Regions from separate parts of the Homo sapiens genome. Here regions 1 and 2 are each linked to region 3. A link is an interaction called in ENCODE POLR2A ChIA-PET data of the cell type or tissue named here. Cell type or tissue: GM12878. All regions are shown on one strand.

The links. ChIA-PET counts read pairs that join two places held together with the same protein. Peaks named below come from ENCODE experiments on the same cell type or tissue, not always from the same donor. Only the 100,000 strongest peaks of a DNase experiment are listed, where the experiment ranks them.
Region 1: POLR2A ChIA-PET joins it to region 3 with 7 read pairs; 5 of 35 experiments call an interaction of 5 or more read pairs at or near these places.
Region 2: POLR2A ChIA-PET joins it to region 3 with 5 read pairs; 10 of 35 experiments call an interaction of 5 or more read pairs at or near these places.

The regions. Positions count from the first base shown.
Region 1 is chr17:76,742,914-76,746,913 of GRCh38, reverse strand. It overlaps MFSD11 (major facilitator superfamily domain containing 11), which reads right to left. Exons shown (of 13, transcript NM_001242532.5): 6 at 3,458-3,516; 7 at 2,448-2,592. Among named protein-coding and RNA genes, the nearest start is that of MFSD11, 6.8 kb to the right of the region's middle. In GM12878, no CTCF peak of the experiment used is centred here; no DNase peak of the experiment used is centred here.
Region 2 is chr17:76,695,012-76,699,011 of GRCh38, reverse strand. All of the region lies in intron 1 of MXRA7 (matrix remodeling associated 7), which reads left to right. Among named protein-coding and RNA genes, the nearest start is that of MXRA7, 14 kb to the left of the region's middle. RefSeq lists enhancers at 199-751, 752-1,305, 1,306-1,859. In GM12878, no CTCF peak of the experiment used is centred here; a DNase peak (open chromatin) is centred at 2,041.
Region 3 is chr17:76,513,383-76,517,382 of GRCh38, reverse strand. No RefSeq gene overlaps it. Among named protein-coding and RNA genes, the nearest start is that of RHBDF2, 14 kb to the right of the region's middle. RefSeq lists an enhancer at 3,952-4,000. In GM12878, no CTCF peak of the experiment used is centred here; a DNase peak (open chromatin) is centred at 1,592; H3K27ac peaks cover 1,200 bases.

The DNA.
Region 1 (4,000 bases), 230 kb before region 3:
TGGAAATTACTCCTTGATCCAGGGGCTGCAGAACACATGTTGTTAGAAGGCATGAAAACAACATTCATCTCCTTGTACACCTCCAACAAAGCACTTGGCTGATCAGGTACATTGTCAATAAGCAGTAATATTTTGAGAGGAACCTTTTCTTCTGAGCAGTAGGTCTCAACAGTGGGCTTAAAATAGTCAATAAGCCATGCCGTAAACAAATGTGCTACCATCCAGGCTTTGTCACTGCATTTCTAGAGCCCAGGCAGAGTAGATTAAGCATGATTCTTAAGGGTCATAGGGTTTCTGGAATGGTAAATGAGCACTGGCTTCAACTTCAAGTCATTAGCTGCATTATCCCCTAACAAGAGTCGGCCTGTTCTTTGAAGGTTTAAAGCCCGGCATTAACTTCTCTCTAGCTATAAAATTCCTAGATGGCATCTTTTAATGTAAGACTGTTTGGTCTACATTGAAAACCTGTTGTTTAGTGCAGCTACGTTTGTCAATTATAATGGCCAGATCTTCTGGATAACTTGCTGCAGCTTCTCCAGCAGCACTTGCTGTTTCACCTTGCACTTTTATGTCATGGAGATGGTTTCTTTCCTTGATCCTCACGAACCAACCTCTGCTAGCTTCAAATTTTTCTTCTAAAGATTCCTCACGTCTCTCAGCCTTCACAGAATTGAAGAGAGGGACTTGCTCTGGATTAGGCTTCAGAGAATGTTGTGGCTGGGTTGATCTTCTATCCAGACCACTAAAACTTTCTCCGTATCAGCAATAAGGCTGTTTCACTTTCTTATCATTCGTGTGTTCCCTGGAGTAGCTCTTTTGAGTCCCTTCAAAAACTTTTCCTTTGCATTCACAACTTGGCTGTTTGGCACAAGAGGCATAGCTTTCAGCCTGTCTCAGCTTTCTACATGTCTTCCTTGCTAAGCTTAGTCATTTCTTGATTAGTCATTAGCCGGGTGTGGTGGTGCATGCCTGTAATCCCAGCTACTTGGGAGGCTGAGGCAGAGGCTGCAGTGAGCCGAGATCATGCCACTGCACTCCAGCTTGGGTGACAGAGCGAGACTCCGTCTCAAAAAATAAATAAATAAATAAATAAATAAATAAGTAAATAATAAAGTGAGAGACATGCATGTCTTCCTTTCACTTTAACACATAGAGGCTATTGTAGGGTCATTAACTGGCCTAATTTCAATATTGCTGTGTCTCAGGAGAAGAGGGAGGGAGATGGGGGATGGCCTGCAGTGGAACAGTCAGAACACACACAACATTTATCAATTAAGTTCACCACCTTATATGGATCTGGTTTGTGGTGCCCCAAAACAATTGCAATAGTAACATCAAAGATTACCGATCACATCTTATAACAGATGTCATAAGAATGAAATGTTTGAAGTATTGTGAGAATTACCAAAATGTGACAGAGAGACACAAAGTGACCACACGCTGTTGGAAAAGTGGTATGGAGAGAAAGACTTACTCGATGCAGGGTTGCCACAAGCCTTCAATTTGTAAAAAACCCAGTGTCTGTGAAGCACAATAAAGAGCAAGAAAGCAGGGCATGGCAGCATATCCAGACCAAAGCGCTGCCTTGCTTCTGCTTTACACAAACTTACTGCAAATCTGGAGCATCTAATGCTCCTATGACTGGACAATTTTAGGCCCTTTCTGGATTACAAAGTCAGCATGGGATGCTCAATGCGAAAGTTTTAACAATATATAAAATGCTATAAGGCAATCTTCACAATGTATCACAAACAAAGCAAAACAAGGGTGGCAGAGATTAATTTCTCATCTCTCCTTCCTCAAATCTAAATGATACTGCAGATCACTAGCCTGTCATGCTTAAATAGTGTCACCTGAAACTGAAATGTGCTTAGGTAATTTACAATTTTTACAAAACACAGGGTTGTATACTCATTCCCCTATTTGGACCACTCTGGGGAAAACCGCCTATGTAAGTTAGTGCAAGAGCCGGACACCATAAGCAAGAGCCTAGTGATAACCAAGGTTCATCTGTGACAACCATCACTGGCCCTGCCACTCACTCACACCACAAGAACAGGAAAGCTTTAGAGCTGGATCACAGAAACAGTAACCAAGGTCAACACTGCCTTCTATTTCCTTGCCCATGGAAACATATGGATTGAGTGAGAAAGCTGAGGCCTGGAGACATGAAAGGAATTGCTGCCACTGTCCAGGGTCACACACATCAGTGGCAAGGCCAGGAACAGACTCAACTTCCCTGTGCACCTTTTCACCACCTCCCTTCCTCTGGTGACCTTTTTTTTCTTCCTCCCTCGCAGCTCCTCCTTTATTTTCTTCCTTTTCTTGCCTGTGGTAACCTACAGAGAGTACTGGACATCAGTTAGGGCTAAACGGGTTGGTAATCTCTAGACTAGATCTACTCAAAATCTATTTTAAAATAAAATAGAATGTTTCCAACATCTTACTCGTTGACTTCCATGTCCTGGTCATCAGAAGACTCATCTTCTCCTAGGACATTTTCAGAATCTGGTTTCCGAATGAGAAAGAATAGAACTGTCCCCACAAGGCTAATCACCGTTAGGGCAATAAACACTGTTCTTCGGTCACTCTCTACGGAGAAAAAAGAAGAAACAAGATAGTATCGACCAAACAATTCCAGAATTAGTATCACGGTACAAGGGCTGCTTACAACTGTCAACACACTTCCTCGTTACATTTTTACTTTAATGCATCAGTAAAAACCTAGGAAAAGGAGACAAATAGGATACCTTCACCTTTGTCTTTCAGTTAGAGAAATATGAATAAGCCAAAGAAAAACAGCACAAGGGCTTAATCGCCTTCTTTTAATCAAAGAAGGGTCCAGAGAAAACAACTGAGCATTCAGAAGTCTTCTGAGAACCACATACTCGTGCGCAGTATTCTCGTAAGCTCGTGCACAGCATAACCTTCCCTTAGACCCTGAGAAGCCCCTTAAAGCATAGTCATAAACTATAATCCTAGTTTAGTAATAGAAACCAGGCTGGGAGGGATGGCTCAGGCCTGTAATACCACCAATTTGGGAGGCTGAGGAGGGCGGATCACCTGAGGTCAGGAGTTTGAGACCAGCCTGAACAACATGGAGAAACCCATCTCTACTAAAAATACAAAATTAGCTGGGCGTGGTGGTGCAGGCCTGTAATCCCAGCTACTTGGGAGGCTGAAGCAGGAGAACTGTTTGAACCCGGGAGGCGGAGGTTGCGGTGAGCCAAGATGGCACCATTGCATTCCAGCCTGGGTAACAAGAGTGAAACTCCATCTCAAAATAATAATAATAATATAAACCAAGGAAAAGTCTTACTAAAAGCTAAAATCTGCGAGAACTTGAGGTGTCGGGGTTCATGAGAACGATGCTTGAATAAAGCAATAATGGGTATTTCTATATAACTCCTATTATGCTTTGAACATATCTGAATAAAGCAACGCGAATAAAACAAACCTGATATCTGAGTTTTCCCTTGCCAGGCAAAATATATGTAGAGATTTCCAAAGAACAAGCTGGGGGAAGAAAAGGGAGGATAGGATGTTGGGTAATTATTTTAATATTTATAGTTTTTTAAAAATAATTATTCCCATTATTTGTTGTAAGAGAGGGAGAGAGAAGGACATCATTTTTAAAGTATCTACCTGTCCTGGGTCATTTAAAAGTATCAGCTTCATCTGGACTCTGATAAACTTAACTGCCCCAGATGGAATTCAGTCTCCTTCCATGTGACAGTAACCTGATTCAGAGGCACCCTTCAAAGAAGAATTGACTCACTTTGAAACATGTGATTTATTGCAACTCTGGAAATGACTCCCTGGAAATAAGCTTAAGCTAAATTTTAAAGAATCTGTTTCTAAAAATCCATGATTTAGTTATCTGCATCTAATCAAATACTTTCTTTAGCATACTTTCCTGAAAAATCATTCACTTACACACTAGTTTCTTAATATACAACTCTTTAAAATGTAACATTTGCATTTGTTAAGCCTTGTCAAG
Region 2 (4,000 bases), 180 kb before region 3:
CGGTGACTCACGCCTGTAATCCCAGCACTTTGGGAGGCTGAGGTGGGCGGATCACTTGAAGTCAGGAGTTCAAGACCAGCCTGGCCAACATGGTGAAACCCTGTCTACTAAAAATACAAAAATTAGCCGGGGATGCTGGCATGCACATGTAATTCCAGCTACTCGGGAGGCTGAGGCAGAAGAATCTCTTGAACCCGGGAGGCGGAGGTTGCAGTGAGCAGAGATCCCACCATTGCATCCCAGCCTGGGCAACAGAGCAAGACTCTTATCTCAAAAAAAAAAAAAAAAAAAAAAAAAAACAGAAAGGAAGGAAGTCAGGTTGGAATCAACATTCCCAGGCCATGTTAAGGTGTCAGAGATGCTGTGGCTGCCAAGAAAAACTGGACAAGTGAGAGGGGGACAGTTTGAGACTTGGGTTACTAGGTTCTGGACAGAAGTTCCTGGGACATGCCTCATCCAGTTGCAAATACGGATTTAGAGAGTGGAGCCTGCGTGTCCCCAGCCTGGAGCTGTAGTTTGGAGGGGGAGATGGCTGAGTTGTTTTGCCGGGTATGGAGGAACAGAGGTGACCCCTGCCCCAGCCTGCCCTCCCTGCCCACCACCAAGCCCCCGGAGCTGGCGCCAGCTGGGCTTTGCTGCTCCCCCCCCGCCCATTGCAAAAGATGAGCAGCTGATTGGCTAATGGAGTCCTTCTGGAAGGAGTGAGAGCATTGTCAGGCACTGTGGAGGCAGCCCTGGGCCCGGCCCATTCTGGGGTTGGGGGGCCTGGGCAGGCCCCTTGTCGCCTTCCTGTTATCTCCATCCTTGCCTGCTGCAGGCAGGGGAGGGACAGGTGTCCCCTTGGGAGTTAGGAACGGCCTGCCTCCTGGAGCCGCTGTCCTCTAAAGTCATTCTGGATTAGCCAGTGGGATTGGTGCAGTCACAGCATGCGGCAGCTCTGGTGGCCACAGGGCCACAAGAGACCTTCTTTGCACTGCCCCACAGCAGAACCATCTCCTTGGGCAGCAGACACGCAGGCAGAAATCTGTCTCTATCACTCTCTCTCCCTCTGTTAGTGTTCTCTCTCTCTCCCCTCCCCCCGCCTTATCTATCCCTCTCTTCTCTCCCCTCCCCTCTCTCCCTCTCCCGACTTCAGCACTTTGCATCACGCTTGAATTAGCTTGAATCAGCCAGGGCAGCCATAAATGGCAGCGTGCAGCCTGCAGGGCGTGAGCTTGGTTCACTGTGTCTCCCAGCTACTGCAGCCTGGCCGGGCCCCTCAGCTTGGCCTCCGGGGCACCCTGGTCCTAGGCTCCTAGCACTGGGGAGGCTGTCAGGAGGCACGTCCCGTTTGCCTTCCCCCTCCCGCCTCCACCTCCTCCATTGGAGGGAAAAGCTGAATTAGAAAATTATCCCAGAACATGACATTAAAATGTGGTCTCTATTCAGTCATAAAATGCTGAGACTCTGATCAGTGAAGTGATGGAGCTTGGGCTCAGCCCAGCCTGCCCTGGGGACCAGCCAGGGTGACGCCAGCTGCCTGTCTCAATTCACTGTTTCCATGAAATTGATTGACTTTCATCAGAAACATGATGTATTCATTTGCCAGGGCTGCTATAACAAAACACCACAGACCGGGCACCTTCAGCAACAGACGTTTCTTTTCCCAGAGTTCTGCAGACTGGAGGGCCAAGTTCAGGGTGTCCGCAGGTTCGGGTCCTCCTAAGCCCTGTCTCGCTGGCTTGCAGTTGGCCGCCTTCTCCGCCTCCTCACATGGTCTTTCCTCTGTGCACTCACAACTCTCATGTCTCTGTGTGTGTCCGAGTTTCCTCTTATAAGGACAGCAGTCCTTGGGTTAGGGCCCACCCTAATGGCTTCATTTTAACTTAATCACCTCTTTAAAGGCCCTGTTTCCAAATAGAGTCAGGCTGAGAGGTAGTTGGGGCCAAGGCTTCAGCATATGAATTGGGGCGTGGAACACAGTTCAGCCCATGAGCCGAGTAGCCTGAACACTCCTGGGACCAAGGGCATGGACAGGAACTCCGCGGTGATGATGGCCTTGGGTGAGGTTTGAGTCAGCGCTCGAGCAGCTGCTCTGTTCCGTTTCCTTTGAGACCTCAGGAAGAATCAGCTGCGTACTCTGTTGGGTTCGTGCCGCCTCCAGGAAATGATCCTGGTCGCACCCACCATGGCACAGCTGCCTGATGGTGGGGAGGACTCAGACCATGAGACCCTGGAGAGATTGCCTTTGGCTGGCCGCACCTTCACGGATTCATTCAACGCTGAGCTGAAGGCCAGGTGCCTTTAGCATCGCAGTTTGGGCCTTTATCATCTCTCCCCTGAGCTCTGTACCCTCTTCTCATAGTTCCTCCTGCCTCTTCTCTTGCCCCATTGCAATCCTCCCACCTCAGCCTCCCAAGTGCAGCTCTCACTCTGTTTGTCCGTGTTTATTTTTTTCGTTTAAAAAATTTGTATTGACACCTGTTTATTTTTTATTTTTATTTATTTTTTTAGAGGCAGGGTCTCCCACTGTCACTCAGTTGGAGTACAGTAACATCATCATAGCTCACTGCAGCCTCAAACTCCTGGACTCAAGCGATCCTCCCACCTCAGCCTCCGAAGTATCTGGGGCTACAAGCACATGCCACCACCCCCGGCTAATTTGTTAATTTTTTATAGAGATGGGGGTCTCACTTCATTGCCCAGGTTGGTCTCAAACCCCTGGCATCAAGCAGCCCTCCCACCATGGCCTCCCAAAGTACTGGCATTACAGGTGTGAGCCACCGCGCCCAGCCTTGTTTATCCCTGTTTGAAAGTTTCAGGTGGCTTCTCACTTCCTGAGGAATGAAACCAAACGCTTTAGTGTCCTGTATATGATCTCTGTGGTTGCAGACCCTGCATTTCTGCACACTGTTTCTTTCTTTCTTTTTTTCTTTTTGAGATAGAGTCACGCTCTGTCACCCAGGCTGGAGTGCAGTGGTGCGATCTCGGCTTACTGCAACCTCCGCCTCCTGGGTTCAAGAGATTCTCCTCCCTCAGCCTCCCAAGTAGCTGGGATTACAGGCACCCGCCACCACACCTAGCTAATTTTTGTATTTTTTTAGTAGAGAGGGGGTCTCACCGTGTTGGCCAAGCTGGTCTTGAACTCCTGGCCTCAAATGATCCACCTGCCTTAACCTCCCAAAGTGCTGGGATTACAGGCATAAGCCACAACACCCAGCCTCTGCACACTATTTCTGACTGTGTCACACCCACCCTGCAATCATACCCAAGTCTGTAGAGCCACTGGAAGAGCCGAGGTGTTCCGTGCCTCCATGCCTTTACATGGGCTGTGCACTCTGCCCAGATGCCCTTCTCTCTACATCTGCCTGGCAAGCCCATCTCGGACCCAGCGTGGCTTTCTCATCCACTCTGAGGCCTTCTTTGCTCCCTGCAGACACAGCTGAGCTCCCTTTCCTCCAGGCCCCCACCGTGCACACTCCTGAAAACATAGCTGCAAATTTGATTGTGCCAAAGCGGAAGGAAAGATGGGCGTGCTATGAGGGAGGCACGAAGGTAAAATCCTTAGTGCCAGCTCTCTGTTGAGCACAGCCTTAGACGATGGAGCTCTGGTATTTCGCACAAGGTTTTGCTTTATCCCTTCCCATCCCGTTGCACACACACACACACACACACACACCTGAAGCTAAAGAGCCACCCCTTGCAGAAGGGTTTGTGTCTTTGTCTCCATTGCACTGTGTCTGAAACCGGCACTTCTTACTACTGGAGTCAGCACTTTCACTTTTCTGTTGTGTCCACACTTTTATAAAATCAGGGCAAAATGCAGTCAACACTGGTGGTTTTATTGTTTTATTTTGTTTTGTTTTGTTTTTGAGACGGAGTTTCGCTCTTGTTGCCCAGGCTGGAGTGCAATGGCTTGATCTTGGCTCACTGCAACCCCCACCTCCCGGGTTCAAGCGATTCTCCTGACTCAGCCTCCCAAGTAGCTGGGATTACAGGTGCCTGCCACCATGCCCAGCTA
Region 3 (4,000 bases):
TGCACCGGTAGTCTCAGCTACTCAGGAGGCTGAGGTGGGAGGATCTCCTGAGCCCAAGAGGTCGAGGCTACAGTGAGTCATGATCGTGCCACTCTACTCCAGCCTGGGTGACAGAGCAAGACCCCATCTTAAAAAAAAAAAAAAAATTAAACACTGCTGTCCAGCTTGGGCGACACAGAGAGACCCCATCTTAAAAAAACAAAAAACAAACAAACAAACAAACAAAAACCTTTTTTTTTCCTGAGACAGAGTCTGGCTCTGTAGCCTAGGCTGGAGTACAGTGGCACAATTTAGGCTCACTGCAACCTCCGCCTCCCAGGTTCAAGCGATTCTCCTGCCTCAGCCTCCCGAGTAGCTGGGATTACAGGCACCAGCCACCACGCCCGGCTAATTTTTGTATTTTTAGTAGAGATGGGGTTTCACCATGTTGGCCAGGCTGTTCTCGAACTCCTGACCTTGTGATCTGCCCGACTTAACTTCCCGAAGTGCTGGGATTACAGGCATAAGCCAGCGCGCCTGGCCAAAAAATTCTTTAACAAAGTTTTTTTTTTTTGTTTTTGTTTTTGTTTTAGAGACAGGTTCTCACTCTGTCGCCCAGGCTGGAGTGCAGTGGTGCAATCAGAGCTCACTGCAGCCTTGACCTCCAGGGCTCAGCCATCCTCCCACCTCAGCCTCCTGAGTAGCTGAGACTACAGGTGTACATACACCACGGTACCTGGCCTTATACATAGTTTTTGAAGTAGCATTCCTGGGGATTCTATATGATTACAAAGGCAATATGTATAAGATGACAGCGAGAGTGAAAAAAAGAAAATTTAAAAAAAAAACAACAGACCAGGTGCAGTGGCTCACGCCTGTAATCCCAGCACTTTGGGAGGCCGAGGCGGGCGGATCACCTGAGGTCGGGGGTTCGAGACCAGCCTGGCCAATATGGTGAAACCCTGTCTCTACTAAAAATACAAAAATTAGCTGGGTATGGTGGCAAGTGGCTATAGTCCCAGCTACTCGGGAGGCTGAGGCAGGAGAATCGCTTGAACCCAGGAGGCGGAGGTTGCAGTGAGCCGAGATCGCACCATGCACTCCGGCCTGGGTAACAGAGCGAGACTCCGTCTCAAACAACAACAACAAAAACAAAAACAAAAACAAAGGCAGCCGGGTGCGGTGGCTCAGGCCTGTAATCCCAGCACTTCAGGAGGGCAAGGCGGGCGGATCACAAGGTCAGGAGTTCGAGACCAGCCTGGACAACATGGTGAAACCCCATCTCTACTAAAAATACAAAAATTAGCTGGGCGTGGTGGCAGGCGCCAGTAATCCCAGCTACTCAGGAGACTGAGGTAGGAGAATTACTTAAAAACCCAGGGGCGAAGGTTGCAGTGAGCCGAGATCACACCACTGCACTCCAGCCTGGGTCACAGAGCAAGACTCTGTCTCGAAAAAAAAAAAAAAAACATTGCAGGAAATTTGAGGGGGAAAGAAAAGCACAAAGGGAGGTGTCCAGGAAGTGGTTGGAGAGTCTGGTCTGAAGCAGGACAGAAGTCAGGGCTGTGACAATAAAAGTCCCCTGTGGTCCCTCCACCCGAGAGTCACTGTGAGTGTTTTGCTGTAAATACTGGCAGTGGTTTTCCTGTGCACACGCACATTTTACGCGGCACACGCACATGACATTTTATGTTACGCCAGGATCTTAGCATGCATATGGGTTTTAGTGAAGAAGCCTCCAGCAGTTTCGCAAGTGAGTGGGTTTCGGTTCAGGTCACACAGGGATGATAGTAGCAGTTGACTCAGTGGCAGCGTATGTGGGTCTGACAAGTTCCCAAGGCTTTCTGGCTGGTCCCCAGTTTAGTGTGAAATGAGCCAGGAAAGAAAGCCATCGTCTCGCCCGGCGACTGCAAAGCCTCCTCCCAGTCGTCGGCCTCCGCTCTGCCCTCCCACGTTGTGGTCTCCACTCAGGGCCCAGGAAATGCTTTTATCGTGTGAATCAGATCGCGTGGACTCCTCCCTGGCCCATCAAAACCCTGCCCTAGCTTACTGAAGTCACAGCCAAACAGAAAGCAGAGTCCTGGCCTGGCTCCCCAGCCCGCCTGATTTGGCCCGGGCCATCTTTCCAGGCTCATTTCTCCCCCGGCTCCCCTTCTCGCCTTCTTTTTGTGTGTGTGTGTGTGAGACAGAGTCTCACTCTATAGCCCAGGCTGGTGTGCAGTGGCATGATCTCAGCTCACTGCACTCTGCCTCCCAGGTTCAAGTGATTCTCCTGCCTCAGCCTCCTGAGTAGCTGGGACTACAGGGCGAGCCACCACACCCAGCTAATTTTTGTATTTATAGTAGAAACGGGGTTTCACCATGTTGGTCAGGCTGGTCTTGAACTCCTGACCTCCAGTGATCCACCCACCTCAGCCTCCCAAAATGCTGGGATTACAGGTGTGAGCCACCGCGCCCGGCCATCTCTCTCTCTTTTTTTTTTTTTTTTTTTTTTGAGACAGAGTCTTGCTCTGCCACCCAGGCTGGTGTGCAGTGGTACGATCTTGGCTCATTGCAACCTCCACCTCCCAGGCTCAAGCAATTCTCCTGCCTCAGCTGCCCAAGTAGCTGGGATTACAGGCACCCGCCACCATGCCCAGCTAATTTTTGTATTTTCAGTAGAGACGGGGTTTCACTGTGTTGGCCAGGCTGGTCTTGAACTCCTGACCTCAAGTGATCCACCCACCTTGGGCTCCCAAAGTGCTGGGATTACAGATGTGAGCCACCACTCCCAGCAACAGTAGCTCTTAAAATCAAAATTAGCCGGGTACAGTGGCTCACACGCATAGCCCCAGCTACTTGGGAGGCCGAGGTGGGAGGATCACTTGAACTCAGGAATTTGAGACCAGCCTGGGCAACATAGCAAGACTCTCTCTCAAAAAACAAAACAAACAACAACAAAAAATACCTCCCCCCTCCCCAAATCCATGATGAAGAAAATGCCAAAATTTTAAATACAATGAGGATCCCTTTTCCCGGTCCCTCTATCCTCACTGTCCGGCCCTCCTGCCCACAACCCACACTTGGGAAATATGGCTGAATGAATTAGAAGAGCAGGGGAAGAAACTGAACATTAGTCGGGCAGAGGCAAAGAGCAAGAAGCAAGTGGGGTGGCTCACAGAGACAGCTCGATGAGACCTCCTACCTGGGGGCCAGGCTGGGGTGCTGAGGAGCCCCCTTCCCCTGCCTGGCTAGCAGGTCCTGGAAGCAGTGAAGGAAGAGACCAGCTGGGAGCCCCATGACAGGGCAGGGACCTGGGGGTTCTGCCTCCAGGAGAGCCAGGAGTGCAGGCCAGAAAAGCCCGTTAGGGAAAGGGAATCACCCATGATGTTGGTTTCCCTGGCTGCTGTAACAAATGACCACGAACTCGGTGGCTTAAAACAGCAGAAATCGGCCGGGCGCAGTGGCTCACGACTGTAATCCCAGACTTTGGGTGGCTGAGGCAGGTGGATCACCTGATGTCAGGCGTTTGAGACCAGCCTGCCCAACATGGCAAAACCCCATCTCTACTAAAAATACAAAAATTAGCTGTGTGTGGTGATGGGTGCCTGTAATCTCAGCTACTTGGGAGGCTGAGGCAGGAGAATTGCTTGAACCCGAGAGGCAGAGGTTGCAGTGAGCTGAGATTATCCCACTGCACTGCAGCCTGGGCGACAGAGCAAGACTCCATCTCAAAAAAAAAAAAAAAAGCAAAAAACAAAAAACAGCAGAGATCGATTCTCTTAGGGTGCTGGAGGCCACAGGTCTCAAGTCAAGGTGGGGGCCGGGGCCACACTCCCTCTGAAGCCTCTGGGAAGGATCCTTCCTCACCTCTGTCAGCCTTTGGTGGCCCCAGGAGTTCTTGGGCCAGGCCAGCGTCACTCCAGCCTCTGCCTCTGCGGTCACGTGGCCTTCTCTCTGTGTTGCTCTTGTCTCAAGTCTCTCTCTGTGTTTCTCTTCTAAGGACACGTGTCACTGGATTTAGGGCTCACCCTAAATCTGG